Regions from separate parts of the Homo sapiens genome. Here all the other regions are linked to region 2. The links are chromatin loops, found by intact Hi-C in ENCODE. Cell type or tissue: PC-9. All regions are shown on one strand. Each heading gives the region's core, and the rest is flanking DNA. Links, peaks and the distances in the headings are about the cores only.

Region 1 (7,385 bases), core at 988-5,987, 80 kb before region 2:
CCACTGTTGAGTGGCCCAGATGAGCAGGAATCTCCCTCACGAATCCATGCAGGAGGACCAAGGGCCCCAGGACCTGTGGGCAAAGAGCCCAGGCTCCTCCAGGGTTTCTTATAGCAGGAGGAGGAGGAGGATGCCTGGTGGCCCCATTGATAACAGTTGGAGACCCCGTCTCTCCATCCCCTTCTTGCCATCTCTCAGTCACTCCTTCCCCACAGCCTGGCCCTTAGGTGGGCTGTGAGGGGGCCCTGGGCACGGGATTGAGAGCAGCCCAGGAGCAGCGGCCCCCAAGTTGTTTTTCCCAATGCAACCTTTTTCCAATTAGAATCCACAGGCCTCTAGTCACTTAGACCTCCCAGAGGGCAGGCCACCTAGGGCAGCGGAAGGCGATAGCTTTTCCTGGGTGTGCTGAAAGCTGGGGCCACCACACCAGGCTCCATCCCCTGAACAGCAACCACTGTCCTCTTTGAGGAGGCCTGCGTTTTGGCAGAGGTGCTGACAGCTCCCAGCTAGGTCAAGGGCTCTCATCTGGCCTCTCCATCTCCTCCTCCTCAACCTCAAGGTGAGACGACCGCGGATGCACAAGGTGGGACGACCGCGGCTGCGCAAGGTGGGACAACCGCGGCTGCGCAAGTTGGGACGACAGCGGATGTGCAAGGTGAGACGACCGCAGATGTGCAAGGCGGGACGAGGGACGACCACGGATGCACAAGGTGAGACGACTGCAGATGCCCAAGGTGGGGTGACCACGGATGCCAAAGGTGCCCTAGGTGGCAGAGGACAGCATACTTTGTGTTTTCTTTTTTTAACTTTTGCTTTTACTGTCATTGGATATAGGCTTCCCAGGAAAGCATGGGGCCTCAGGCAAGGGGACCCTCTGCAGCTGACAGCTGTGCGTTTGGCAGGCCAGTCTCTAGCCCCTCCAAGCCAGCAGTGAGAGGCACACAGTTTGTGATATGTGCAGCAGATCCCCGTGGTCACGGCCCACTCCCACACCTCCTTGCTGCGAAGTGGGTCCCTTAGCCTGACTTGAGGCTCTGCGGGCTCCCAGGCTGGTGGATCACACACTCAGTAAGCCAAAAGGATGGTGCCGCTGGGGGGCTGGGACAGAAAAGACAAACTCTGACCTGAAGTTTGTGTCCACTTTAGTCCAGATGAATCTCCGATCTTTCAAGAGTTGAATATAGCCAACTGGCCAAGCAGCCAGCTGGCCTCAAGGGAGGGGCTTTACAGGGGACATTCAGCAGACAGTAGCTAGGTCAGCCTTAGTAAGTGAGGGCCCATCCTTGCCATCTCGGCTACCCTCTCCAGTGATCCATGGTGCCGGCCCTGGCATGGCCAGTGAGACTGACTGATGACAGCTGGTTGGACCACCTTGCCTACCTGATTGTTCAGTGCCTGTTTGGTGGCAGATGCTTCCTGGAAGGAGCGCAAAGACCTTCCTCTTTAATTCCCACTCCTGTACGCCCATCCATCAACCTCTGCTCCAGGCCTCTTGTCCCTCATCTTTCTCCTTCCGGGCCCCTGATGAGCTGGCCAAGCCATTCACTGCTGCCTCTCAGCCCCGGTGTTTTGACCTCAGGCTGCTCCTCTTCCCACACACAGCGGAGGGCCAGGTGCATTGCCTGAAGCTCTGCCCATCAGAAGTATTTGTGTTTCTTTCAAGGTCATCACTGAGCGAAGCTGTGGTTCAGCAGCTATCCACCTCAGGTTGTGCTCACCATCCATAAGCCATGCTCCAGCTTTTTCTTCTCTGGCGTCTGGCCCTACCGAGTTTACATGTGTCCCTAGATGTGAGCTGAGGGACACTGGAGCCGCAATGGTGAATGAGGCAGGGTTCAAGGACACCTGCTCATGCCTGCTAGTCCTCCTGGTGTTCCATCTCAGGTGGCCATCCTCTCTTATGATGCAGTCTTGCCAGGCACATCCAACTTATGATGTGGTGGAGCTGATAGAACCCAGCTAACGATGGGTGGCTGTGGCCACATGCTCCCCAGTCCTAGGAGAGGGAGGGACTGTGGCAAGGATTTGGGTGGTGAATGAAGCACTGGCCCCCAGGAAGGGGAGCCCAAGACAACCTCTGGCTCTCAGAACAATGGTATCGTGTCCAGGAATGCTCAGTGCTGAGTCCTCAAAACATTCATTCATTCATTTATCTAACAGCTCCCAAAACCGACTTTGTGACAGGGTCTGAGCAGAGTCCTAGGATGCAGAGAGGAATTCAGCCTAGTCCCTGCCCATGATGAGAGACAGGCAGTGAGAGTCACAGGGGGACAGACACCTTGTGGAAAGGAAAATCCAATTCAACTCACCCACAGTTTGAGTTCCCACCCAAGACTTAAAGCCTGGAAGACTTCCTGGAGGAGGGAGTGGTCTCTGAGTCTCCTGAAACTGACAAGCAATCCCTTCCAGATGGATTATCAATGACAACCGCATCACTGAGCACTCACTGTGCTGAACCATTTCCGCCCATTTCCTGTTCAGTCCTCACAGCAACTCACGGGCGGCCTTTGGGGCGAGTGGACCTGGGCTTGAATCCCAACCCTGGCTCTGATAGCTGGATGATCTTGACAAGCTGTGTCTTCATACCCCAGCGAAGGAACGCGAAGTTCAAGGGAGATACAGCTTGTCAGGGTCATCCAGCTATCAGTGCCAGGGTTGCGATTCAAGCCCAGGTCCACTTGCCCCAAAGGCCAGGCCCTTAAACCGTGGTGCTTTCTGGTGCTGTTCACCGTGGACGCCTGGCTCTCATCTCCGAGCCTGGGGCAGGCGCACTTCCGGTCCCTCTGCTGGCGGGAGAGTCATGTGACTGGAGCTGGCCAATGAGTTGCAAGGGGAGGAGTCGCGTTATTTCCCAAGCAGAGTATCTTATTGCAAGATTTCCCCGTGCTCCCCTGCCCTCTGCATATCTGGGAGGCCCCTGCAGGTGTGTGGGGTACACGTTGTGTGTGTGAGGAATCAGCCTTTGCTGTCTGGAGCTGCCGAAATTTGGCATCCTCTGTTCCTGCAGCACGACTTCCTCTATCCTGACTGATGAACACGGCTGGAGTCAGGCCTGCTGAGCCAGTGATTCGGGCGTGGCCTGAGTATCTGCTTGCTTGAAAACAGAGCCTTGGGGCTTTGACACAGGCCACATACAACGCCTGTGCTGGGTGGTCCTTCATCCTCTTGCAATGTGACCACAAACCCTGACCCTGTGTGATTCCCAGCCACGCATCTTTGGCGTCTCCTGCCTGTCCTCCTCCGTGTCTGCTCTCCATCCTCCTGTTGTGGTCTCCTTTGCAGCGTGCTCAGGCCCCAGCACGGCAGCTCTCCTCTGAGATTCCTGGGCCGTCAGGCAGGTGGGCCTGTTTGAGGTGCCCGGCAACTAAGGCCTCGTCCTGCGGACAGTGACCTTGGCCCTCGGCAGGCAGCAAGGAGCTGCCCTGAGAACGTCTCCTGTGTGCCCTGGGCACGTGGGTCTCTGCCTCCCAGACAGGATTCTCTGGCTGCTGTGGTCACCACAAGCCCAGCGGCCTGCCCCGCCCCTCCCCATGGACTCTTCCTTTTGCGCCACTCACGGTTGTGTCTGCTCTGTGCTCCCCCCGACCCAAGCCCAGTTCTGGACTCTTTGGGGCTATAGGAACTTGGAATGAAAGTTCCATGCCTGGTCCTCCACGCTGTCTGTGTAACCACCCACAGGGGCCTGCAGCATTTGTGTACACTTCCTGGTACAAGTGAGTCTGGTGGTGGTTTTGGATGGGGATCATTTACAGCAGTCCCGAGCCAGGAATCCAAAGCCCCTTTTGCCCCCTAGGGCAGTGGCTCTCATTTGTGGCTGCTGGGGCCACTAAGTCCTGAAGTTGTTTGCGAGCTCCAGATTCCAAGATGGCAGCCAGGTGTCTGCGGCCCTGGCACCAGTTGATCCTCGCTGGGTGGCTCTCCTTGGGGTCTGAAGCTTGATGCCATCAGGCCAGAGCACACTAGTGGCCAGAACCATTGGGCATCCTGACTGGCCCTTCTGCTTCTGGCCCGACCAGCCACTGGGGTGAGCTTGGCTGTGCAAAGCCTCCCTGCTCCTCCCAGGGGGCCCCGATCCTGCTGGAGGGAGCATTCTGGTTGCCCTGGCTCTGAGAAGGTTGCTTTGAGAGCCAAGGAGGTCACGAGGCTGGGAAGTTGCCCCAGGAATGTGCCCACTGGCTGTCCAGCCTTCCTACGCCTCACTGCCAGTGAGTGGCCACTCCAGGCCGGCCCCAGGGCAGGGCAGAGACCAAACCCCATGGCCCTGTCTGCAGACCTGAGTGTGGTCTGGCTTCCCAGCTGACCGAGGTTGGTCCCCACATAGTCCCAAGTTCCAAGCAGAGCCACCCAGGGCCCCTTTGTGGGCTCTGAAAAGACAAACAAACAGCTCCAACCGGTGGAAACATCTCTGACTCTCCCAGTTCAGACAGCCTGGGCCAGGACATAGAGAGACCCCAAAGGGAGCCGCTTCAGCAGCAAACAAGCCACAGCCTGTGTGCAGGGAGCTGACCAGACGCCCTGCAGCCGCCGGGAAGCTGGCAGAGACAGATGGCGTCTGTGCTCAATGGGGCACACAGGGAGCAGAGGCCTCCGCTGGAGCCCACCCGGCCACCCGCCCGGCAGAGGCTCCTGGGCCGGCCATGCAGGCAGGGAGAGGAGCGCCAGGAGGTGGGGGATTGGCCTGCCATGAGGCCCGCTGCGTGCCCGGGCCCTCCTGGAGTCGGGTTCCTCATGGTACCAGCAGCCATGGATCGTTGTGACAGCAGAGGAAAGGCCAAGGCACCCCACACAGGCCTCCCTGGCACAGGGAAGGCGACGGGGGCCGGTTCTAGTTAGAATCTGTCCTCTCGGTCTGGACCCTTATTAGTTAAGTGCTAATATTTTATCAGTACCTGATATGAACACCTGCATGTCAGCCACTGTTCTCAGGGCTGTCCCTGCTCTATCATCTCTTGGACTCCTCAACAACCCACAATGCAACATCCGGTGATGATTCTCACTTTGGGGATAGGGAAACTGAGACCCAGGGGAGCTCCATGACAGTGCCAGAGAAATTCAATCTCTGGCCCCAGTACTCTGCCTCTGCAGTGCTCTTGCTGAGCCCCTCCAGGGATAGTGCCAGCCAAGGAGTTTCATTTTTTCTGAGTCATGTTTTAAGAGGAAGGAAAGACCAGGCGCGGTGGCTCACGCCTCTGATCCCAGCACTTTGGGAGGCCAAGGTAGCCAGATCGCCTGAGCTCAGGAGTTCGAGACCACCCTGGGCAACATTATGAAACCCCGTCTCTACTAAAATACAAAAAATTAGCCGAGCATGGTGGCATGTGCCTGTAGTCCCAGCTACTCAGGAGGCTGAGGCAGGAGAATCGCTTGAGCCCCAGAGGCAGAGGTGGCGGTGAGCCAAGATCATGCCACTGCACTTCAGCCTGGGCAGCCGAGTGAGACTCCGTCTCAAAAAATAAAAATAAAAAATTAAGTAAAAATAAGATGAAGGAAAGAGAGCTTTTCATAAAGTTAGAAGGGAACCCATTCATCAAGCACCTACTGGCTCTTGGGCAAAGATTCTCCTCCTCCTGACTCCTGCCACCTCAGCGGCTGTGGCCTCACAGTCCACACAGTCTGTACTTCCTGGGGCCCTACTGTGTGCGGGATGGGAGCCATGTGCTTTCTGAGCCTGGTCCTACTTCATCTTCTCAGCAATGCTGTCAGGCAGGACTTTGTTTTTTTTCTTTTTCTTTTTCTTTTTCTTTTTTTTTAAGACAAAGTCTGTCTTTGTCGCCCAGGCTGGAGTGCAGTGGTGTGATCTTGGCTCACTGCACCCTCTGTCTCCCAGGCTTAGGTGATCCTCCCGTCTCATCCTCCTGAGTAGCTGGAACTACTGGTTAAGTTTTGTATTTTTAGTAGAGACGGGGTTTTGCCATGTTGGCCAGGCTGGTCTCGAACTCCTGGACTTAAGGGAATCTGCCCATCTCGGCCTCCCAAAGTGCTGGGATTACAGGCGTGAGCCACTGTGCCCGGTGGAGAGGGATTTTTGTTCAGCTTTTACAGATGAGAAAAAAGAGGCTAGAAATGGTTCACCTCGTGTGTCTGACTTTAAAATGTTGAGGGAAGATGAAAAGGGAAGGGCAGGGAGGATGCTGAGTAAGGGGGTGGCTATCCGCTGTCTCCACCTCTGCGGGGAAGGAGGGTCCTTAGCCATGCCCTGTCCCACAGTGACCAGCCTCGGCAGGTGTGGCGGTACTGAGCTTTGAAACGGACAGGCGTGAAAGCCAAACCCCAGGGGCACTGTGGTCCTTGTCACACCAGGTGCTGATGATCCTAACCTGGTTCTGAGCTCCACAGGGGTGTGCACCCCGCACCCTGTGTCCAGGGCTCACCCGGTGCCTGTGTGCAGAGGGCAGGGGCCCTGTTGGGATGGAAGGACACAGAAGCCCTGTGCCACCAGCTCTTGCAGGGAGAGCATAGCCCTCGCCAGGCCAGTGGTCCTGATAGCTCGGGTGCCAGCAGATGCAGTGTGAGCTCTGGAGGGCTCAGCGGATCTTCAAGGCTTCACGACGCCCCAAATCTCAGGCCTCAGGAACGGGAGGGCTCAGAGTAGGGCAATCCCAATTCAGGCTGCGTGGGGTCCCGGCTCAGGGAGAGCAAACAGGGAGAGACAGCAGCAGCTCCAGTGTTCAAGAGAGCAGGGGCGTGACCATCCCAGCCTCCAGAACCGCCTGGCCCAGGGCTCTGCACTCAGTAGGTACCAACTAATGCGTGCCAGGGAAGGAGCTGATGAATGGGGGCTGCCTCCCTGTCCAGTCCAGGCTGTGCCTCCCCATGGGTTTCCCCGGGGCACCTCCGCGAAGCCCAGTCCGGCTTGTGGTAGAAATGGCTCTTTCGTGGACCCGTGGCTGCTCATGTCCTTCGTGTGTGTCCAGCACGGGACACCCGGCCAGCCGTGTGGGTGACAGAAGGAGGTGCCCCACCCTGAAAGGACCCCTGAGCCCAGACCTCTATGGGACCTTTTCTAGAGATCTGCCGAGCGCAGGTCTTCTCCCTGGGAGCCTGGAAGGGGAGCAGGAGCCTGTGATCGAGGGAAGCAAACCCCCTGGCATCTCCAGGGAGAAGCCCATGGGCAGGGCGTTTGGGAGGGAGGCAGCCACCGTGACATGGGACATCAGGCACCTGAGTCAGTAGCCCCAGGCAGGTCCCAGCCCTGGGAAGTCGGGGTCCACAGTGGCCCCTGCTGGGTTAGGTGTGAGGCATGGGGGCGGCTGCGCCCGTTGGGTGCTCTGTGTTACAAAGGGGCTGGACGGTAGAAGCCTTGGCCATTCTGGAGTCGCAGCCCCCGACGCTCCTGCCTGCCTGGAGTCTCCTGAGGCTGCTCGTTATATGGGAGGTCCCCAGCC
Region 2 (7,385 bases), core at 1,288-6,287:
GCTCTGTTTTATGTGGAACTGCAGAAGTCTTCTGCAGCTTCTGCTTGCGGCCTGGCTGTCCTTGACTTTCAAGAGGACCGCTTCCTTATAAAATAACCGGTATCTTTCAAGCTCTCCCACTACACCCACTGTTCTGCAGCTATCCAGGATCTTAGCTTATTTATATCAGCTCACATATATTAGCTCGTTTTATTCTTTTTTTTTTTTTTTTTTTTGAGACAGAGTCTTGCTCTGTTGCCCAGGCTGGAGTGCAGTGGAGTGATCACCGCTAACTACAACCTCCGCCTCCCAGGTTCAAGTGATTCTCCTGCCTCAGCCTCCCGAGTAGCTGGGACTACAGGTGCTCGCCACCACACCCGGCTAATTTTTGTATTTTTAGTAGAGACGTGGTTTCACCAAGTTGGCCAGGCTGGTCTCGAACTCCTGACCTCAAGTGATCTGCCACAACCATGTGGGGGGGAATTATTATTATCGTCATGTCCATGCTACAGAGGAAGAAACTGAAGATCAGCGAGGTTGCCAAGGACATGTAGCTAGAAAGCCTGAGCTCAGAACCCGTGCTCTTAATTAAGGCACCACACTGCCTCCCTTCTGATGAAGGCCCAGAGGGGCAAAGGAACCTTGGGAGGTCACACAGCAAGCTATTGGCTGTATACAAACCCAGGATTCCTGACTCCCAGGCCTCTGTTCTTGCACCCACATACTCCAGGTCCTCCATTTATTCCGGGGATAATACGAGCAGGTTCTTCATGGGAGAGAGACATAAAGGAAATTTCTCCTGCAATGAGGCACTTGTGAGATTCTTGAGAGAGATTAATAAAATCTTATCAAAGAGCACAGTGATTCATGCCAGCCCACCCTGTCAATCAGGAATCGGCAGAACTATAATTTCTATCAAACTATAATTAGCTGAATTTCCTTTTGTAATCTTGGGAATCTGAACTGACTGCAGCCTATCATTGGAGCCGTGGGATAATGATCAGCTGCTTCTCGTACAAAAAGGTTAGGAGTCAAAATGCCCTACGGGTCCCTTTGATGTTTAAAGAGGAATCATTAATGCAAAGACACGAAAAAATTAGTGGAATTTCAAATACAAAACAAATGTAGCCTTGTTGGGATCCAGGGTTTCATGGAGGGAGGGATGCTTGCCCGGCTGCTAAACCAGGATGGCTTCCTGGCCATGGCCACCCCCTCCTTGGACAAGTGCCACAGAGTGGGTGAGGAGTGGGGTCAGTATTTCTCTAGGGCCAGCATGGTGCCAGGTAAACAGTGCATACAAGAAGTAAGTGGAGAATGAATGAGTAGATGAATGAATGAATGAAGTGGGAGGGGTTGGTGTTTTGTTCCTACACATGAGCCTTTGCCATCTGTCATTCTACCTGGAATACCTTCCCCTCTTTCTGACTCTCTGCCTGGGGAATCTGCTGCTCAGCCTTCAAGACTCACCTCAAATGCCCCTTCCTTCAGGAAGGCTTCCTGGATTTCCTCCCCAACTTGGCTGCTCTCTCCTCAAGCTCCTGGGGCCTTAGTCTGCATTTCCTCTCCCGCTAACCCCAGTCAAGGCTTCTGTGGCAGGCACCACTCTGCACTGAGGATTTATGTCAATGAAATTGACTTGGGTCCCTGTCCAAGGGGGTCTGCATTCTATTGAGGGGAGACAGAAGGCAGGCAGTAACCTGTGCTCATCAAAAGGTGCTCATCAGCCTTTGTGTGTCCTTCCCCCATCAGGGAATCTCTGGGGAAGACCTCGTCTGCCCCACCTCTGTGTCCCCAGAGCTGAGGGGCATCATCAGAAAATGGATATTAGGATCACAGATCATAAATCTACCCTTAACCCCATCCCCCAGTCCCTTCTCAACCTGGCAGGCAGAGCATCCTTTCAGCAGCCTGAGTCGGACCCATCCTTCCCCTGCTCCCTAATCCATTCAAGCGAAAGCCAAAGGCCTTAAAAAGTCCTGCAAGGGTAGGACCAACAAACTCACCCTTTGAGAGGAGAAGGGGGCCCCATAAGAATACACTAGAGCGGAGAAAACGAAACTACTAGGGAAAGGGAGGGCCCACTGAGAATCACCCCAGAAACCCGACCACCACTGGTCTTCGCTGGACACCATGAACCACACTGTCCAAACCTTCTTCTCTCCTGTCAACAGCAGCCAGCCCCCCCAACTATGAGATGCTCAAGGAGGAACACGACGTGGCTGTGCGGGGGCACCCCACAACCCTGCTCCCCCGACATCCACTGTGATCCACATCCGCAGCGAGACCTCCGTGCCCGACCATGTTGTCTGGTCCCTGTTCAACGCCCTCTTCATGAACCCCTGCCGCCCGGGCTTCAAGGCATTCGCCTACTCCGTGTAGTCTAGGGACAGGAAGATGGTTGGCGACCTGACTGGGGCCCAGGCCTATGCCTCCACCGCCAAGTGCCTGAACATCTGGGCCCTGATTTTGGGCATCCTCACGACCATTCTGCTCATCGTCATCCCAGTGTTGATCATCCAAGCCCATCGATAGATCAGGAGGCATCATTGAGGCCAGGAGCTCTGCCCATGACCTGTATCCCACGTACTCCACCTTCCATTCCTCGCCCTGCCCCCGGAGCCAAGTCCTGTTATCAGCCCTTTATCTTCACACACTTTTCTACAATAGCATTCAATAAAGTGTATATGTTTCTGGTGCTGCTGCGAAAAAAAAAAAAAAAAAAAAGAATACACTAGAGCACGTGGGGCCATCCCAGAAAACTGGTCCCATGTCAGCCTCCCTGGGAGATGGGAGATTGTGCAGGATCTAGCCACTTCCCAGATTTGGTCCCCTCTGCCAGCCTCCCTACTGCTCCACAGCGGGGTGCGCTGTCCAGACACCCCCCATCCCTGCTCACCGTGCCCCCCCGATCCCATCCAAAGCCCTTCTCAGAGAGCACCCTCTTCCCTCACTCTCCTTTCTCTTTCCCAAGGTTCTGATTGCCTCCATAGCAGGCCAGGCCATGTGACTATGGTTACTGCCTGTCTTCCGTCTCCCCTCAATAGAATGCAGACCCCCTTGGACAGGGACCCAAGTCAATTTCATTGACATAAATCCTCAGTGCAGAGCGGTGCCTGCCACAGAAGGCTTGACTGGGGTTAGCGGGAGAGGAAATGAATGAAAAGGACAGGGTGCTCAGCGGTGCCGGCTTCCTGTGTCCCAGGTTCCTGCCATGGCAAATTCAGAGGCTGATGTATGGGCCTCATGGACCCTGAGACCACCAGCCCCAGCCTGGCCCCAGGCCCCGTGCCAGGCTCCCAGCGGCTGCCCTACCTGGCACCTACTGTGTGGGGGCCAGGCTACCACCCCGGCCTCTCTCTTCCCACCCCTGGGAGCCCAGCACTCAGGGTTCACCACCCTGGGTCCCTAAGCTCTTAGTGTAGCCCAGGCTTCCAGTTGGAGAGAGGCTCACCTCTCAGGCCCAGAATTGTGTTCCTGGTGGCATCTGACACCAGGACTCAGGACCTGCCAGAGGTGAGCCCTGCAGGTCAGAGGGCTGTGGGACACTCCTGGCCCCAGGAGGGACAGAGGAGCACCAGGTGCCCACACAAGTCACCAGAGGCGGTGCCTGCCGACAGCCCGACTACAGACGAGGACACGGAGGCCTGGAGCCGTGCATGGCCTGCCCCACACCCTACAGAAAGGAAGCGCTGGGACAGACACAGAGCAGGGCTGCCCACTCCGGAGCTGGCCTGGTCCACTGCAAAGGGGCCACAGGCCCTCTGCGGGAGAGCCTAGCCTGGGTGTGGCTGCTGAGGAGACAGGCAAGGGGGGCAGGTGAGTCACTTTCCTCTCCTCATCCCAGTGAATCTTAGTGAGCTGAGGGGCCCAGTGTTCCTCCAAATGACTGCTAAGGGGCCTCAAGGAGACAGGCACCTAGCCCTCCCATCTGCAGGGAACCCAGCCCAGTGAGGTCAGAGGGCTCCCGGGCTGGAAGGGACCCAGAGGGTGTCCACACCTTCCCGGAGGTCATCTTGCCCAGCCCTCTCTCCCTGCCAGGGGCCCATCAGGCAGGCCTGAGTGCCCTCCACACCCTTGGCAACTGCCCAGTGAGATTTCAGGGAGGTGGCCTCAGGGGTAGACACTGTATGAATGAAGGAATGTGTGGTAGGAGGTGACAGTGGTGACTCAGGGTGACTCAGCTGGAGCCTGCCAAGGGCCTGCTGAGCAGCTGTCTGCAGCCACAGTGGTCCCCAGCCTGCCCACCCTGCAGCAGGGGCCAGCTTCCCTTTCCCCAGGGCCCATCTCTCCTGCTGGCTTCATGCCCAGACATTTAGAAAATGGTGGGAAAGAGGGTGCATGGCAGGTGCCTTGGCTGAGCCTGGGAATGGAGTGAGGGAAGGCCTGTGAGCGGAAGAGAGAGGCGGGGGTGCTGCCCCTCCTCCTAGGAAAACCTGGACACTCCACCATAGAGGCCCATCTCATCCAGTAAATCCCCATAATCCAGACGGGAAACCAAGGCCAGGAGGGGAGAAGACTGGCCATGGTCAAGGGGCTGATAAGGCTGAACCAAGAAAATGACCCGAGTCTCTTGGTCCTAGACAAACCATTGGTCTTCTAGTTGGTGGAGGACATGGGCATTGTGCCACGCATGCCAAGTTTCCATCTGTGAAGCCGAGCAAGCCCCAGCACAGTCTCTGCTAGAAGCATCTCACATTACCCATATCCCAAGCGAGCCCCATCACAGTCTCTGCTAGAAGCGTCTCACATTGCCCATATCCCGAGCGAGCCCCATCACGGTCTCTGCTAGAAGCGTCTCATGTTGCCCATATCCCAAGCGAGCCTCATCATAGTCTCTGCTAGAAGCATCTCACATTGCCCATATGCCTGAGATGACCCAGGTGCTTATTTCACTTTCTACCAACCCCCTATAACATCTATCCACTATCTATCTGTCCATGCATTCATCCATCTATCCACATCCACACATTCATCCATCGTTGATCAATCCATCCTTCCATCTGTTCATCCCTCCATCCATCCTTCCACCCTTCCATCCATCCTTCCACCCTTCCATCCATCCATCCATCCATCCATCATCCGTGCATTCATTCATCACTTATCCATCCACCCATCCCTTCATCCATCCACCCACTCATCCATCTTCCCTTAGACCATCCACACATTCATTTATCCATTTATCCTTCCACATATCTGTCTGGAATTCATACCCTTCGGTTAGTGGATAATTCATCCATCAATTCCTTATTCATTAAACAAACCCTAGGAAGCCTTGACAGGGTAGCCAGTCCTGTGACTTCCCCCTGACCCTCAGCCTTCCACACCCTACTCCCTCCTCTCCAGCCATCAAGCCGTGCTCATCCCAGCAGGCCCCAGTGACTCAGACACGCATGGTCCATGACTTTCAGGAGCTCATAGTCTCAAGGGACAGACAGGATCTGAACCCAGAAAACTCTAAACCAGGCAGAACTGCCAATGCCTCCACCCCTCTCTGTCTCCAGGATGGTGGAGTCCTTAGTCCCGTTCCTGCTGCTGCTGGTCTTTGTTCCTCACCTGCTGGGGATGGGGAGGACCCGAGCTCCCCATTCTCGCACCAGCTGGCTTGGGGAGAGGGGTCGATTCTGAGGGGAGGAGGACTGGGACGGCAGAGAATGAGCAGTGCCTGCCACTTCCTGCCTGGCCTGAGCTTGCCTCCCAGTGCTTCTAGGAGTGGTCTGTGGACCTTCCCAGTGCCTTGAGATCCCCAGATAAGAGGGAGTTCCAGAGGGGCAGCTCAGCCTCATAAAACCAAAATGGGTTGCGTTCTTCCTGTTGTGTTTTTATCATCATGACACCACAGAGCTTTCACATTTCAAAGTGCCTTGCCCCTGTGATGGTTTCATCCCCGCAGCAGCCATGGCCAGAGGGTCAGGGAGGGTGGCGAGAGACCCCTGGACTGCGATTCGGATGACTCCGGGAGCACCTACTGCATGACCTTGGACAGAACTTGCCTCTTAGGCCTCAGTTTCCTCAACTGCAGAAGGAGAGACAACGCCTCCTCACAGGGGCAGCACCAGGGTGAAATGAGACCCTGGATAGGAGACCCCAACACAGTGCCATGTGCATTGTGCTGCACGAAGCTGTGGTCAGCCGGGCGGGGCCAGCCAAGCACACAAGCCTGCAGGGGTTCCTCACCGTGCTCAGTAAAATGTCCAAGCCACTCAGCCTGGCCGACCCCCTGGCCTGGCCTCCATCCCCGCTCCACACCACCCAGACCCCCCACACACTCCTCTCCAGCTCCGACACACCAGGGTCTCTCCTGCACTCAAGCCTTGCACTTGCTGTCTCTCTGCCTGGAGACCCCTCCCTGCCTCTCCTCCCAGCCAGTCCCTTCCCCTAGCTGGTATCTCATCCTTCAGGCTCTGCTCGGATGCCCCCTCTTCCAGGGAGGCTTCTGTGATGCCCAGATTGGGTGGCCCCCCTCCTCTGCATCTCCCCTGCTAAGGGGGGTTGGCACTGGGCGTCCTTACCATCCGGGACTGCTGTTCTGTCTCCACCATCAGATTGGCAGCATGCGGTGGGGGAGAACATCAGAGTCACTGATGTGCGCAGAGGGCCAGTGGGGCCTGGCACTGAGGGGCCACAGGATCATCTGATGCGTGGAGAATGAATGATGCCAGCATGACCCCGGGCTCCCTGTGGACACCTGGAAGCTACTCGCAGGAGGCGATACGAGGTTGGGTTTAGGAGCCTGTGCCCCAACAGGCATCGTTTTCTTCCCATCCCCTTCTCTTCCCTCCCCCTTGGATCCACCCCACACTGAGAGGTGGGAACCACAGAGGGAGCTGGACCAGTCAGCAGAGGCCATCCTCCCTGGGCCTCCCAGCTCTGTGCTGAAACAAGGATGGGTCAGTGGGGCCAGGGGAAGCGCCAAGGTGCTCAGACCCAACCCTCAGCTCCTATAGAATCCTGAGTTTGAGGCTCTGCGCCAGGCCCCTGTGGGGGTGAGCTGGGAGGCACCGTGGGAGACAGAAGCATAGTGGCGGGAAGGGGGGGTCCTGACAGAGGCCGTGGGGTGGACAAACTCAAGCCTCTTAAACCCCAGGAGCACCCTCACTGGCCCCTGCAAACTTGCAAACACCCTGTGAACTGGCTGTAGGGCTGCGGGCCGGGCAGCCCAGGCAGGACACAGGAAGCGGGCGGGTCGTGTTTTTGTGAATGAAACTGCAGCCCAGCTTCCTCCTGGTCTCCACGCCCTGCTGGCCTCGCTTGACCACTCCGTAACCTCAGGCAAAGCACTGGCAGAAAGGGGGAACTTCAAAACGAAAGTGTGAGTCAGACAGGAGAAGGAAACGGAGAGAGAAATTCTTGTTTCACGGAGGCCTCACATGAGACCTGACCTGGGCTGGAACTGCAGCCTGGCCCCC
Region 3 (7,385 bases), core at 1,276-6,275, 120 kb before region 2:
ACTACTTGTCAATGCAAAATAATATTAACATACAATCACCATTTGTCAATGCAAAATAATATTAATATACAATTATCATTTGTCCTTGCAAAATAATATTAATAATAAATATGAATATTAATAATATTAACAATGCATAATAATGTTTACATAATTAATATTAGTCAGTTAATAATATTAATAATTAATACTCAATGCAAAATAATATTAATAATAAGAGCATCCAGTTGGAGTTGCCAGGATGGAGATAACAATGACAAAAATGATGATAATGATTATCTAATGATCCACTCAGCCCTGGCATGGGTCTGACACCCACATGTTATTTTTTTCAGGTCTCATAATACTATTCCAAAGGTCCCCGTCCCTAGTGTCACTGTGAAGATCCTGAAGCTTGCACATGCTCGAGGCAGAGTGAGAGGCATGCCTTCTGTTCACCCGAGACCCACAGTCTGCTTTAGATCCCAAGCAGGTGTTTACGGCAGTTCTCCCCGAAGGACCCCAACCATTGCATGGCAGTTCTCATGGCTTGTTCCATTTGGTGCATCCGTAAGGAGACTCACCCCAGGGCTGGGCCAGGAATTTCACCCTCCCACCTGCTTCCGACTTACAGATGGGACCTGGCTGGGCCCTCACCGCTGTCTTACCCTGGCCAGGCGACTCAACTCAAAGGAAGCCACCTACGCTGTTCAACCTGGTTGGAAATGGAAAGGACTTTGGATGCCATCCAGCCGAGGACTGCCACACCACTGAGAGACCCAGGACACAGAGACACACGGCAGGCCACTGGCAGGGTCCTGCCAATGGGGTGGCTGACCAGAGCCAGGCCTGGCCAGTCCCAGCCCTCCTGCCAGCAAGGACGCAGATCAAAGCAGTGCATGGGCTGTTTGATTTTCTTGTAAGGTCTTGCTGAGTGGATAGTTTCACCCTGGGCTGCTCAGATCTCGGCGACAGAAAGGGAGAATGTGTCCTCTGTCCTCTCACGCCCTGTGTCTGTGCTCCTTGCAAAGGTTGTGAACACATTCACGTGGATTTAATTAATCGCCGCAGGTGCACGTCCACCTCTGCCTTTCCCTCTCAGTGGGTTCCCATGTTTCCACATGGTGGGTTGAGTGTCTGCACGCTAACTGGCTTAGACGTTTGGACGGTCTCCATTGTCAGCATCATTTATTCATTCAACAAACATCCACCGAGCATTTCCTGACCGCCAGATTCTCCTTTGGGTGCTGAGGGTGCAGCGGTGAACAAGTCACCATCCTCAGGAGCTGACATTCTGTAGTTCAGGGAGATGAACAATAAACCAAATAAACAGTAAGTAACCATGAGATGGACCATGTTGGGTGGGCATAAGTGCTCTGGAGAAAAACACACAGGCAAAGGAGTGCGGGGGGATTGGGCAGGTGCCTCTGTGGATACCAGGGCCAGCTCTGACCTTCCTGAGGGGGGCGGTCTGAGCAGGGGTGGAGGGGTGCCGGAGGGAAAACCTGGATGCCAGGGTTGGGGAAGTTGCTTCAAGAAAGCGCAAAGCCCCCAACACGAGAGCTTGACTGGTGGGGAAATGCGGGAGTTTCGGTGGGCTGGGGCAGGGTGAGCGACGAGCATTGAAATAACAGGACGTGGACGACGACGATCAGCAGGTCTGTCTCAGCAGGGGCCTCGTTACATGGGGCGGGGAGACTATTTCCTTGGGATCAGTGTTTAGGCCTAGAATCATTAGCTTTGGGGCTGCGTACATTTTCATGGCCCTGGCTCAGTAGTTGTTATTTCTGTACTGTTTTCCCTCGGTCCTGATCCAGTTTATAGTTACCACCGACAGGATATGATAATCATGCTAACCAACCCTTCCTGAGCACATGCGTGCTTCACACGTGTGAACCTGCTGATGCCTGCGTGAGCGTTGGCTTCATCACATCCTCCCCAGCACCTGCTTTTCTCATTTTAAAATAATTTTGTTAACATGAAGGTGTAGAACACCTCTCTCTGGACTTTGCTGATTTTAACTGGAATTTTAAAAATCCCCTAATAAGAAAGGCAGGCCAGGCGTGGTGGCTCACGCCTGTAATCCTAGCACTTTGGGAGGCTGAGACAAGCAGATCGCCTGAGCTTAGGAGTTTGAGACCAGCCTGGACAACATAGTGAAACCCCATCTCTACTAAAAATGCAAAAAATTAAGTGGGCGTGGTGGCGCACGCCTGAAGTCCCAGCTACTCCAGAGGCTGAGGCAGGAGAATCGCTTGAACCTGGGAGGCGGAGTTTGGGGTCAGCCGAGATCACGCCACTGCACTCCAGCCTGGGTGACAGAGCAAGACTCTGTCAAAAAAAAAAAAAGAAAAGAAAGGAAGGAAGAAAGAGAGAGAAAGAAAGAAAGAGAGAGAGAGAGAAAGAAAGAAGAAAGAAAGAGAGAGAAAGAAAGAAAGAAAGAAAGAAAGAAAGAAAGAAAGAAAGAAAGAAAGAAAAGAAAGAAAAGAAAGGCAGCCATAAGTGAACCCTAACACCAAGCTTGCAGAATTAAATGAGCAAATCGTGTCGCCTCTGCCTGCCTTTCTACCATCATTGCATACGAAGCTTGTTACTTATGTCTTCATCTCACTGTGTCCCCAAATCTGGGGCTGTGTGAGCTGATTTGGGGTGGGACACAGATGGCTGGGTTTTAGCCCTATTGTGAAGGGTGACTTTTAATGTGTAATCTATTTATGGCAAGTGACGTTGATCCACCACATATGGCAGTGCTATCAAGTAGCCAGTAAAAGTACATTTATTTAAGAAAATAAGCAGAGTGGAAGCATCGTGTCAGTGATGGGACAGGTGGTATTCAGCAGCCTCAAGGTGCTGGCGGCAGCTGATGTCTTAAAGACTGCACTGTCTCATTTAATCATCCCAAGCACGGATACTGGAGGGAGTCTTTTTTTTTTTTGAGACAGAGTCTCACTATGTCACCCAGGCTGGAGTGCACTGCCACAATCTCGGCTCACCGCAACCTCTGCCTCCTGGGTTCAAGCGATTCTCCTGCCTCAGCCTCCCGAGTAGCTGGGATTACAGGTGCGTCCCACCATGTCTGGCTGATTTTTGTATTTTTAGTAGAGATGGGGTTTCACCATGTTGGCCAGGCTGGTCTCGAACTCCTGACCTCAAGTGATATGCCTGCCTCGGCCTCCCAAAGTGCTGGGATTACAGGCATGAGCCACGGTTCCCGGCCTGGAGGAAGTCTTATTAGCCTCATTTCATGGAGGAGAAACTGGGGCTCCAGGGCATGGAGGCTGCCTGTGGCCACGCAGCCTGGGAGGCTTGTCAACCTCCTTTGACAAGCACGCCACCTGCATCACAGAACAGCTGCATTTCTAATGTCAGGCTTCTGCTTACATGCAGTTGGTCTTCTCCTGTGAATGGGGAAACTGAGGCCTTGGAAGTCAGTCAGCAGGTCAGGACACAGTTCAGCCCAGAGCCGGGGCTCTGGCCCCATCCAGGGGCTCCCCCAGCAGCCAACTCTGCCAGCCTTTGATGCCTCGCTGAGACAGAGGGTCTGGACAGTGGCCACTCACCCACTGGGCCCACATCCCCACAGGCCTGGGCTCTGGACGCTGGAGGCCTGAGGCTGCACCCCAGGTTGGGGCTGGCCTACCTGCCACGGGGCCAGGGCTGGGTGCTTTCTGCTGAGTCACTAACAAAGCTCAGGCCTGACCACAGGACATTTTTGAGATTCCAGGGCTGGTTCCACAACGGCCGGCATCGGCCCTGCGGCATGTCCGGCTTCACCCTGCCCAGAATCACAGCCTCACAGAGTCTAGAGGGCCCGTGGGGACGGGAGTCCTGGGAACCGAGGTTGGGAGACAATGGGTGGCCCCTCGGTGTGGTGTCCTCTGCTCACCCCTTAGCAGGACCCTGACGGAACTGGGTACAGGCAGAGATTCATCTTCATGGCAGGACTTCAGGCAAGAGAGGCCCCGGGGTTGAAGACAAGGGGCTCAGAGCTTGCTTTTTATACACTTTCAAATTTTCTCAGAGTAGAACAATTTAAAAAAATATAAAATATGGTTAAAAAATTCTCCTACTTAAGACTCCCAGACCCCTAGTTTTCCTCCCTAAAGGCAACTGACATTACCAGTTTCCTGGGTATCCATGCAGGGATATTTTATGCATAAACAACCAAATCTCTATACATGTCCATAGAGAGAGGCAGACGTATCTGCATGTGCATAAACACTCGTGTGTGTGTCCTTTTATCCCAAAGGAAACACTTCTTTTTCCCTTGACAAAGGACATCCTCTGCATCTAGCTTCTAGAAAGTGCTGCCAATTTGGGGACCAAGGGAGGGAGGCTGCAGAGGAACATCGTTTGGTCAAATGTGAAATGTGATCAGGAAGCCGGTGCTCAGCAAACTTATCTGAAGCTCTTGGGGACCCCACAAAGATGAGCGGGTCCCCTTCCCAATTTTCGGACCGTCTTGGCAGAGGCTCCCTGTCATCAAGGACCTGAGGTTGTCACAGCCGGATGGTGTGGGAGCTGGCACTGCCGGGGCTCCCGCTGCCTGGGACACGTACGGCTGCCCAGTGATCCTGAGCGCCGACCCCTGAGCACCTCAGTGTCCGTGACTGTGGAGCGGAGGTACGTGCAGAACCAGCTCTGTCTTCCCAGACACTGTCGCTTTGGTCTAAAGTGATGTAATGTTGCCACGGAAATTCTAATCCCTCCCATCAGGCAAAAATACTTCGATGGGACTGTGTTCTTTCAGCAGAGAGGGTGTGCATTTGAAGTATAGATTTGTTAAACATAGATGCTGAGAACATGACTCTGCTTGGCGTTCCATTTAATTGACCAGAAACCCGAAAAATGTCCTGGTCCTCTTCTTAAGTCTGGGGGTAGCTGCTGCCCCACTATGCACCATCGCTTATCTGTTCTTTTCTGCCCCCTGCAGCAGGGAAGGGGCTCTGGAAGGGTCTGAATCTGGTGTGTCCAGTGTGATCCCTGCACCCATGCCCGGAGCTGTGCCTGGGACCCTGCCCCAAGCAAAGTAATAATCTGAATGATATCCTCAAAGGAGCCTGGCTTGGGCTAACAAGGAAGAACTTCCAACGTGGAGAGCTGTCCTGGCACCATTTCTTCCTGCTGTATTAGTTGAAGACCTACTGTGTTCAGGGCCGTGAGCCAGGGCACAACCACCCCTTGGGAGCACACTCTGCCTCAACCCTGGAGTGGCTCCGAAATGAGTCTTCAGTCCACAAGACTGAGGGTTGCCAATCCTTCTCGGTGAGCCGTGAGGGTGATTCCTCCTTGGGCTTCAGGGGCAGGATGCCCTCAGAAAGATGCCCTCCACTGCCCCCGCACACTTCAGGCTCCCCATGACCCTATGTGGGGAAGGTGTTGTTGCAAGAGGCCCATGGGTGTGTGGGGGTAGTGGGGCTTGTTGGCTGAGCAAGAGCTCAGGCAATACTGCCCGGGTGGAGATTCTGGGACTTTGCACAAGTTGATTCACCTCAACCAGCCTCAATTTCCTTGTCTGTAAAATGGCGCAGTAGTAGTCCTTGTCTTACCGGGTTGTTATGCAACTTAAATAAGAATATCGAGGCCAAGCGCCTAGCCCAGTGCCTGACATGTCGAAAGTGCTTGGTGGGTGCCAGTCTTTCCCCTCCTCATCAAGTCCTGTGGCAGACAGGCCCCCCAGCAGAGCCGGACCTGCCCTGGGAGTCAGGGTAGGAAACAGATGAGGACCTCAGCCCGGGACTGGCTCCCCTTCGGCCAGCACTGTGCAATAGGAAGACTATGTCAGCCTCACCTATAATTTTTAACTTTCTAATGGTCACATTAAACAAAAAAAATTGGCTGGGTGTGGTGGCTCACGCCTATAATCCCAGCCCTTTAGGAGGCCGAGGCAGATGGATCACCTGAGGTTAGGAGTTTGAGACCAGCCTGGCCAACATGACGAAACCCCTCTCTCTACTGAAAATACAAAAATTAACTGGGTGTGGTGGCGCACGCCTGTAATTCCAGCTACTCAGGAGGCTGAGGCAGGAGAATTGCTGGAACCCGGGAGGCGGAGGTTGCAGTGAGCTGAGATCACGCCATTGCACTCCAGCCTGGGCAACAAAGCGAGACTCTGTTTCAAAAAAAAAAAATTCAATTTTTAATTTCTGTGGGTACATAGCAAGTGGTGGCCACATTTTAAAAAGTGAACAGGACAGGTGAAATACATTTTAATAATATGTTTTATTTAACCCAATATATCCAACATATGATGACAACATGCATTCGCCGTTGTGATTATTAGTGAAGTCTTTCACATCCCCTTTTTCCTACTAAGTCTTCAAAATCTGGGGTGTATTTTGTTCTTCCAGGGCATCTTGAAGCAGACCAGCCACGTTGCAAGTGCTTGGAGGCCACGGATGACTGGTGGCTGCTGTTCTGGGAGACAGAATCCTATAGCATCCCCAGTCCTGCAGCACACAGGTGGGACAATTCCAGCTTGATGTCTCAGCCAGCGGGTTCCCACGTCCTCCCCGCCTCTCCCAGGCAGAAGACAGAGTGACCCAGGTAACCAGGTATGGACAGGCGTATCCCTGGGAGAATTTTAGCAGGCTGCCCCAGCAGCAGGGTGTGTCTGTAACACCGTGCCCCCTGCCCCTCTCAAATCCACACAGTGGGCAGCTTACACAGGGACAGAAACCACACTGACTGTCGTTCCTGCCACCTGACTATTGTCCTGTGGCCCAGGGCTGCCCAGAGCCCCTTCCTGCCCAAGTGGCAGCTGGCCCGCTGGATCTGCAGGTGGGTCTTGGGGACACTTCTCATCAGCTCAGCCACGCCGCCCGGGCAGCTCCTCATGAAAGGCCTGCCTTGTGCGCCTGGGTGTGCCCAGGCCGCCGACGTCACCCGAAGCCCCTTCTCATAAATTCCAGCTCCGAGGTTTGCAGTTATCGGGAGGAAGTTTCCAATTGCTGGCTCACATGTGGGAAAATATGTAAGCAAGTGAGAGGCCCTTTTGTCTGGGGCTCAGAGGGGGCCAGTAACCAGGAGGGAGGGTGGCCTGTCCCCAGTGGCGGGTGCAGAGGAAGCGGCTGCGCTCAGGTTTAATGAAGTGCCATGAATCATGACCACCCATCAGGCGCAGATGCTATAAATCACCTGTGACGGGCTTGGCTTGTTTGTTCTTTCTGAAGCCAATACATTGATCAGGGCAGTGGACACGTGAGAAGGCTCACTGGAGGCTCAGACCCTCAGCGACCTGCCGAGGTGAAATCAAACCCTCTTCTTTTAACTTGCAGGAAAACAAGGCCATAAAAAAGGAACTCCTACTAATGAAACCTCCTAGATTCCAAGGAGGAAAACGTAGCTCTCAGACCAAGTCCGTTTTCGCCCTTGCATCTGAAAGGGAGTCCAGGGAATTGCTAATT
Region 4 (7,385 bases), core at 1,245-6,244, 51 kb before region 2:
CTTGGAGGGTGGGGAAGGGGCATCTGCCCCACATGTGGCCCCACCTGTCAGGTTTCCCCGATGCTCAGATGTGCACCAGCTCCCATGGGAGGGGAAAGGAGTGTGGGGGCGAGACTTTCAGCCTGTGCTCCCAGCAGCAGTGTTTCAAAAGAGTTTGTTTTCTTTCAAAACAGAATATATCGAGCGTCCGGCCGGCCAGTGGGTCTGGGGCCAGAGACCAGAGAAGTGCTGCAGGCACTGGGCATGCTGAGTGACATCACCATGGGCCGGTGCTGGCAGGGGCTGGGCCAGACCACAGGCAGCGGGTAGTGCAGAGCCCTCCCCGAGCTGGGCCAGGTCTGGCACAGGGGTCCCAACCCTAGTGGGTTCCCAGATAGGGGCTGAAGAGTCCCTGAGTCCCCTGAGCTCCCGGTGGACTCCACTGTCTCAGTGTGCCAGCCCAGTCTTCACTCCACCCACTGGGGTGCTCCTGGGCAGTGGGCAGACCTCCCGCTCTGTCCTCCTGGCCCAGCATGGAGGTCTTCGGGGGCGGGAGAACAGTGAGGTAGTCCCCCTTTACCTGCGGGTGCACTGTGCCTCGTCAATCAGTCTTCCAAGCAGCCTTTGAAACTGCTTCCCTCTCTACAGACGAGGAAACTGAGGCTCACAATGCTTACTGTACATGCTTAGAGTCCAGTGTTTCCTCTTCCCTCCCTCCCTTCCTTCCTCCCTCCTTCTTTCCTCCCTCCTTCCCTCCTTCCTTCCTCCCTCCTTCCCTCTCTCCTTCTTTCCTTCTATTCTTCCCTCCCTCCCTCCATCCATCTTTCTTCCCTCCCTTCCTTCCTCCCTCCTTTCCTTCCCTCTCTCTTCCCTCCCTCTTTCCCTCCTTTCTCGCTCCTTCCTTCCTTCTCTCCTCCCTCCCTCCCTCTTTCCTTCCTTTCTTCCTTCCATCCATCCTTTCCTCCTTCTCCTCTCCCTCCCTCCCTTCTTTCCTCCCTCCTTCTTTCCCTCCCTACTCCTCTCCCTCCCTCCTTCCTTCTCTTCATCCTCCCCCTCCCTCTTTCCTTCCTTTCTCTCCCATCCCATCCTATTGTACAATAATGTAATAATGCTTCGCTGGGCACGTGGCCTCCCAGATAAACACTGCATTTCCCAGACTCCCTTGCAACACATCCCAGCCATGAATAAGTTCTGATTGAGGCCACTCCAGCTGAAGCTCCATAAGCCCTTTTAAGCCTTGCCCTTAATGGCAAGAGGTGTCCCCTCCTCCCTCCCCATCTTGGACCCAAGATGGAAGTGACTTGCTGAGGATGGCGAGGGAGAGAGATAGAAGGAGCCAGGCCCCTGGCACTGTCAGGCCACCAATCAGCCCTGGGCTGCCTATCTCCCTTTTATGTGAGATCTTGACGCAGGGATTGAGCCCCTGTGTTTTTAGGTGTCTTTGTTGCAGCGGTGTAACTAACTCATGCAGAATTGCCCCAAGCTTCGATCTGGGGACTCACATCTTTTACCACCATGCGCTTCGGCCTCTTTATGTTTCATTTGGGCAGTTGGATCTCAAGGGGTCTCGCTGCCAGCAAAATGAACAAGCTGCAGGCTACCAGGGCACCACGGTTTGGTTGGCTCTGGGCTCTCAGCTCTCCATACCCAACCCAGGACCTGGCCCAGGGCAGGGGACCGGCAGAGTCTGAGAGTCCCAGAGCCTGGACCTGGGTGGGTGCTTTGGGAGGCACAGAATAAGGAGGGCGGCTAATGCATATCCAGTGCATTTGGGAAGGGTGCTGGGCTGGGCATGCCTCTGTGTGGTCTCCATCCATCTCTTGGGCACCTGCAAGGGGTTTGACCCAAGGCTAGGCACTTCCCACATGGTCCAGCATTCTTTACTTTTCTTTTTTTCTTTTTTGAGACAGAGTCTCGCTTTGTCACCCAGGCTCGAGTGCAGTGGCAGGATCTCGGCTCACTGCAACCTCCACCTCCTGGGTTCAAGTGATTCTCCTGCCTCACCCTCCCAAGTAGCTGGGATTACAGGTGCCCCCCACCATGCCTGGCTATTTTTTATTTTTTATGTTTTTAGTAGAGACAGGGTTTCACTATGTTGTACAGGCTGGTTTCGAACTCCTAATCTCAAGTGATTCACCCACAGCTTCATCGAGGTGGAATTCACGAACCAGCAGTCCACCCATGTGAAATGTGCAATTCAGTGGTCTTCAGTATATTCAGACTCGGGCATCCAACACCAGAATCAATGTTAGGATATTTTCATTCTCCTGGAAAGAAACTCCACACCTTCCAGCCATGCCCCACAACTTCCCCACCCCCCATTCATTCCCCAGCCCCAGTAACCACCCTTCTACTCTATCCCTCTACAGACTTGCCAACTCTGGGCATTTCATTAAATGGAATTCTACGACATTTAGTTTTGTTGTGACTGGCTTCTTTTACTTGGCCTAATGTTTTTGAGGTTCATGCATGTTTGCAGCATGGACCAGGAGTGCATTCCTTTTCAGGGCTGAATAATATTCCCTTGTGTGGCTAGACCACAGTTGGTTTCTCTGTGCGTCAGTTGCTGTGGACATTGGGTTGTTGCACTGTGGCTGCTGTGGATGGTGCTGCTGTGAGCTTGGCTGTGCAGGTTTTTGTGCAGACATGTTTTCTGTTCTCTTGAGCAGGTACCTGGGAGTGACTTGCTGGGCCCTGTGCTAATGCTGGTTAACCCTTTAGGTTCCTTGTTGCACTGGAACTATGCAGACTGTGAAGGCGGCCTGGGCTTCTGTCTGGCTCCAGCATCTGCAGCTGGCAGCCTTGGGCAAGTCCCAGCAGCTCAGATTCTGCCTTTGCTGTCAGTAGCACAGCAGGGGGCAAGCATGTGTGTGAATTTGCAGGGGGTCCTGTAATTCATAGCAGGCCCACTGGGGCTGCTCACCGAGCTCCATTCTCTCCCCCTGGCTGAGGCGGTCAGAGGGGATGAGACAGAGAGATGCATAAGGATCCACCCTCCCAGCCGACCTCCTGCTGCCCTGAAACCTGCTGCTGAATTTCTCTGGGCCCAGCCTGGGGCTTTGCACACCTGCCCACTAGCCCCTGACGACACCATCTCAACCCAAAGCTCCCTCCCCGGGCCTTGAGTTATCTGGGGAGGGGGGCGTCATAGAGCCCTCAACTCTCCCTCACACCCATGGCAGAGGCTGGGCCTGCCCTGGAGCCGATGAGGACCTTGCAAGGGGGTCTGCCACAGTCCTGGGGGGTTCCCTCCAAGGGAGGGACTGAGCCCCACCCATCCGTGACTCTGTCTTGACGTAGGCTCCTGCCCCAACCCCAGGTCACTGTCTCTTCTCCACGATTGCAAGTGACCTTAGCCCCGCTGCACCGTTGGAAGGGACGTCGGCCTGTGTGGGTGGCAGTTGGTATGTGGACTCAAGACCTGCGGCACCTCTCAAAGGCTCGCGTGGCCCCCGGACACCCCTGGTGGCCCTGCCCTGACCCCAGGCGTAACCTCACCTGGGCCCTCTGATTCAGCACCCACAGGGCCCCTGTGAAGCAGATGCTATCACCATTGCCCCTTCACAGATGAGGAAACTGAGGCACAGAGCAGGAAAGAAACTTTACCATGGTGACACTTGCGGCAATTCAGAGCCTGCTGTCACTCAGGGACCTCATCCGGCCTTCACTGCCCACAGCACTGCCCAGGGTCAGCACCAGTGCACCTTTGGGTGGGATGGGAAGCTGTGAAACCCAGAGAGGGACAGAAATGGGCCCAGGAAGCAGCCCAGGCCAGTCTGGGAGGTGGCTCTCCACCATCACCTTCTCTGATACTCAAGGTGAGGCTGTAGGGGTGGGTGGGAGTGGGGTCCCTGCATCTGGAGGGCAGGGTAGGATAAGCAGGGTCCCTACACCACCTTGTTCTTGCTCTGTGACCAGAAATGCTGCACATCCCTGAGAAACAGTTCTGTTCTCTATCAAATGGCAAAACCTATCATGGGAATGCTTGTTGTAAAGGCTACTAGTATTTACATATCAGGTATCAATAAGGATAATAAATTGTGAGCTTATTATTTGCTAGCCCTATGCTGAGTGTTTACTAATGATTGCTTCATTTAGCCTGAAATGTGAATTCAGATCAGATTTCAGAGCTGACATTCATAATTGCTACCTCCTCCCACAATAATCATTTAACAGCTGCCATTTACTGGGCTCTGGCTCTGGTAGGCTGCAGGCTGTGATTTCATGTGACTTCTTACTTGATCCTCATGACAACCCTCTGAGTAAGTACTGCTACCATAATCTCCACTTCACAGAAGAGGAAACTGCAGCTCAGCGAGGGTGAGTCACTTGCCCAAGGTCACACAGCTGGTCTGCAGCAGAGCTAGGATTTGAGTCGGGGTTGTGTGGCTGTAAGAGACATGCCTGTAGCCATTCTGCTCTGTGCTGCCTCCTAAAATGCCCAGCCTGTTGTCCTAAACTGGAAACAGCCCAGCTGTCCATCAGCAAGGGACTAGATCAATAGACTGCAGTATGTTCATGCAATGTGGTATCACCCAGTAATGAAAAGTCATGAACTATTTCTACATTTAACAGCATGGAGGCATCCCACAGATACTATGTTTTAAGAAAAGAAGCCAGATGTTTTAAAACACATATTGTGTGGTTCTGTTTATGTGATATTCAGGAATGGACAAAACTAACCAATGGTTAAATAAGTCAGAATGATGATTACTTGTGAAGTGAGTACACCCTTGGAGTGGGAATTCTGGAGGGACTAGAAATGATCCACCTATTGATCTAAGTGGTTGTGATTGTTCATTTTGTGGGCCAGCTAGGCTGGGCCACAGGATGCCAGATAGCCAGTGAGTGATTTCTCGGCGTGTCTATGAAGGTCTGGAGGAGACTGGCATTTGAATTCATGGGCTGAGTCAAGCAGATGGCCCTTCTCAGGGTGGGTGAACACCATCCAACCTATTGTGGGTCTGAATAGAACTAATAGATGGATGAAGGGTGAATTAACTCTGCCTGATGGCCTGAGCTGAGACATCAGTCTCTTTCTGTCAGCACTCATGGTTCTCAGGCCTTCAGATCTAGATTGGAATCAACACCATTGGTTCTCTGACTCTCAGGCCTTCAAACTACACCACTGGCTTTCCTGGGTCTCCAGCTTGCAGAGGGCAGCTTGTGGGACTTCTCAGCCTCCATAATCCTATGAACCAATAACTTACGGTAAATAAAGAAATACACACACATGCGCACACACACACACACGCACACACACACATATGCACACACGCACATCCACACACACAGGCACACACACACATCCATGCACACACACCACACACACACATCTCCTGTTGGTTCTATTTCTCTGGAAAACCCTGACTATTATAGCAGTGGTTATGTGGATGCACACATATGTATGAATCAATAGCCTGCTAAAACAAAGACATCTACATAATTCAGAGGATCTTAACAGAATGTAGAGTCTATATAATATGACATTAAGATTGTCTATGATACAATCCAAAATTATTTGACATACAAAGAAACAGGAACATGCAGCCCATTCTCAAAGGATAAAAAAATTAACAGATGAAAGCACCAAGATGACTCAGACATTGAAATTATCAGACAAAGAATTTAAAGCATCTACTACAACTCTACTCAATGAGATCAAGGAAATACATTTGAAATGAATAAGCAAATAAGAAATCCTGGCAGAGAAAGTATTAAAAGAGGATATTGGAATTTTAGAAATAACAAAGAAAATATTTGAAATGTTTAAAAATCACTGGATGGATCAATAGCAGAATGGAAATGAGAAAGGCAAAAGTCAGCAAACCCATAGATCAATAAAATGAGTCAATCAGAAGGACACAGAGGAAAAAAAGATTGAAGAAGGAAAGGAACAAAGAGCATCAGGAACCTGTGAAGCCATATCCAAAGCTCTTAAACATTATAACTAGTCCAGAAAGAGAGGAGAGTGAGATGGGAGCAGAAAAATCTTTGAAGACATGACTGAAAATCTTATATATTTAGTGTAAGACATAAGTTTACAGATTCAAGAAACTCAGAGAACCCCAAACAGGATAGAATCAAAGAAACCATGCATAGAGCAACTACATACACACAGGGAAATGCAGCCAAACAGCCAACAGATAAATTAATATGGAATACTATAAAATATTCAAATAATCCAAAAGCATGCAGAGAAAGGGGAATAAAGGAACCAAAAAAGAGAAAAGATCAGCATTAAATGTTAATGTTCTAAACACTCCAATGAAAAGGAAGAAATTGACAATATGGATTTTTAAAAGCAACACCCAATTATGTGCTGCCTACAAGAGATTTACTTTGAATACAAAAACACAAATAAGACAAAAGTAAATAAACTGAAAAGAATAAACACAAGATGCAAAGAATAAACACAAGATGTCAGGGTGGCTATAATGATATTAATTAATCAATATGAGACATTATTAATAATAATTACTCAATAAGATGTTAACTAATGTTAATAATTATGCATATTGATCAGTTAATTAATAATAATTACTTAATATTATATTATGAGCAATTATTTTTAATTACTCATATAGATTAATATTAATACTTATGTTGATATTAATATTAATAACTTTCAATACAGCAATATCAGAGATAAGGAGAGACATTTTACATAATAAAAGGAATGATTAGAAAGGCATAAAAGTGTAAATTTTGATTTGTCTAAAATATATAATATAGCTTCAAAATATATAAACAAAATTAATAAAGGGAAGAAATGCACACAAATCCCACTATCACAAAGAGAGATTTTAATACCCTTTCTCAGCAATTAAAAGAACAAATATATAAGAAATTAGTAAAATAATTAATAATAATTACTCAATATGATGTTAACTAATGTTAATAATTACACTTATTGATTAATTAATAATTACTCAATATATTAATATGAGTAATTATTTTTAATTACTTATTTAATTGAAATTAAATGGCAAAAACCGCAATTACTTTTGCACCAACCTAATATAAACATAACTATTCATCACCTTGATCTGACTGATAACTATAGCACACTATACCTAGCAACTGTATGTGGTACATTTCACCAAGAAAGACCATATGCTGGGCCAGAAAACAAGTCTCATTAATTTTAAAAGAATAGAAATCATGTAGGGTGTGTACTCTGACAACAACTGAACCTAATTAGAAATCAGTAATAGTAGGATGTCTAGCAAAACCCCAAATATCTATAAATGTTTCATGCGTCTACAAATGACTCATGAATTCAAGATGAAATCACGAGGGAAATCAGAAAATAATTTGAATTGAAAGACAATGAAAATACATCCTATCAAAATCTGTGGGATTCAGCCACAATAGTTGTTAGAGGGAAGCTCAGAACTTTAAAT

Evidence for each region. A loop is a pair of places that touch in the nucleus more often than their neighbours do. Peaks named below come from ENCODE experiments on the same cell type or tissue, not always from the same donor. Only the 100,000 strongest peaks of a DNase experiment are listed, where the experiment ranks them.
Region 1: a loop joins it to region 2, with 8 times the contacts of the local background. A loop is called at or near these places in 5 of 110 quality-filtered maps.
Region 3: it touches region 2 in a loop (9-fold over the local background); 14 of 110 quality-filtered maps call a loop at or near these places.
Region 4: a loop joins it to region 2, with 3 times the contacts of the local background. A loop is called at or near these places in 10 of 110 quality-filtered maps.

Annotation. Positions count from the first base shown.
Region 1 is chr11:69,377,908-69,385,292 of GRCh38, reverse strand. No RefSeq gene overlaps it. Among named protein-coding and RNA genes, the nearest start is that of LINC02953, 44 kb to the left of the region's middle. In PC-9, for the core only: no CTCF peak of the experiment used is centred there; DNase peaks (open chromatin) are centred at 2,912 and 4,170; H3K4me3 peaks cover 1,368 bases; H3K27ac peaks cover 3,748 bases.
Region 2 is chr11:69,298,532-69,305,916 of GRCh38, reverse strand. It overlaps the pseudogene IFITM9P. Among named protein-coding and RNA genes, the nearest start is that of MYEOV, 8.1 kb to the right of the region's middle. RefSeq lists a silencer at 6,206-6,394 and enhancers at 7,175-7,385, 7,188-7,385. In PC-9, for the core only: no CTCF peak of the experiment used is centred there; DNase peaks (open chromatin) are centred at 4,076, 5,386 and 5,716; H3K4me3 peaks cover 3,182 bases; H3K27ac peaks cover 4,722 bases.
Region 3 is chr11:69,417,014-69,424,398 of GRCh38, reverse strand. No RefSeq gene overlaps it. Among named protein-coding and RNA genes, the nearest start is that of LINC02953, 4.9 kb to the left of the region's middle. RefSeq lists a cis regulatory region at 3,649-3,659 and enhancers at 3,582-3,726, 3,286-3,860, 4,435-5,010. In PC-9, for the core only: no CTCF peak of the experiment used is centred there; a DNase peak (open chromatin) is centred at 3,688; H3K27ac peaks cover 2,932 bases.
Region 4 is chr11:69,349,818-69,357,202 of GRCh38, reverse strand. The region is part of intron 2 of LOC105369370 (a long non-coding RNA gene); the gene reads right to left. Among named protein-coding and RNA genes, the nearest start is that of MYEOV, 59 kb to the right of the region's middle. In PC-9, for the core only: no CTCF peak of the experiment used is centred there; DNase peaks (open chromatin) are centred at 4,172 and 5,582; H3K4me3 peaks cover 525 bases; H3K27ac peaks cover 2,813 bases.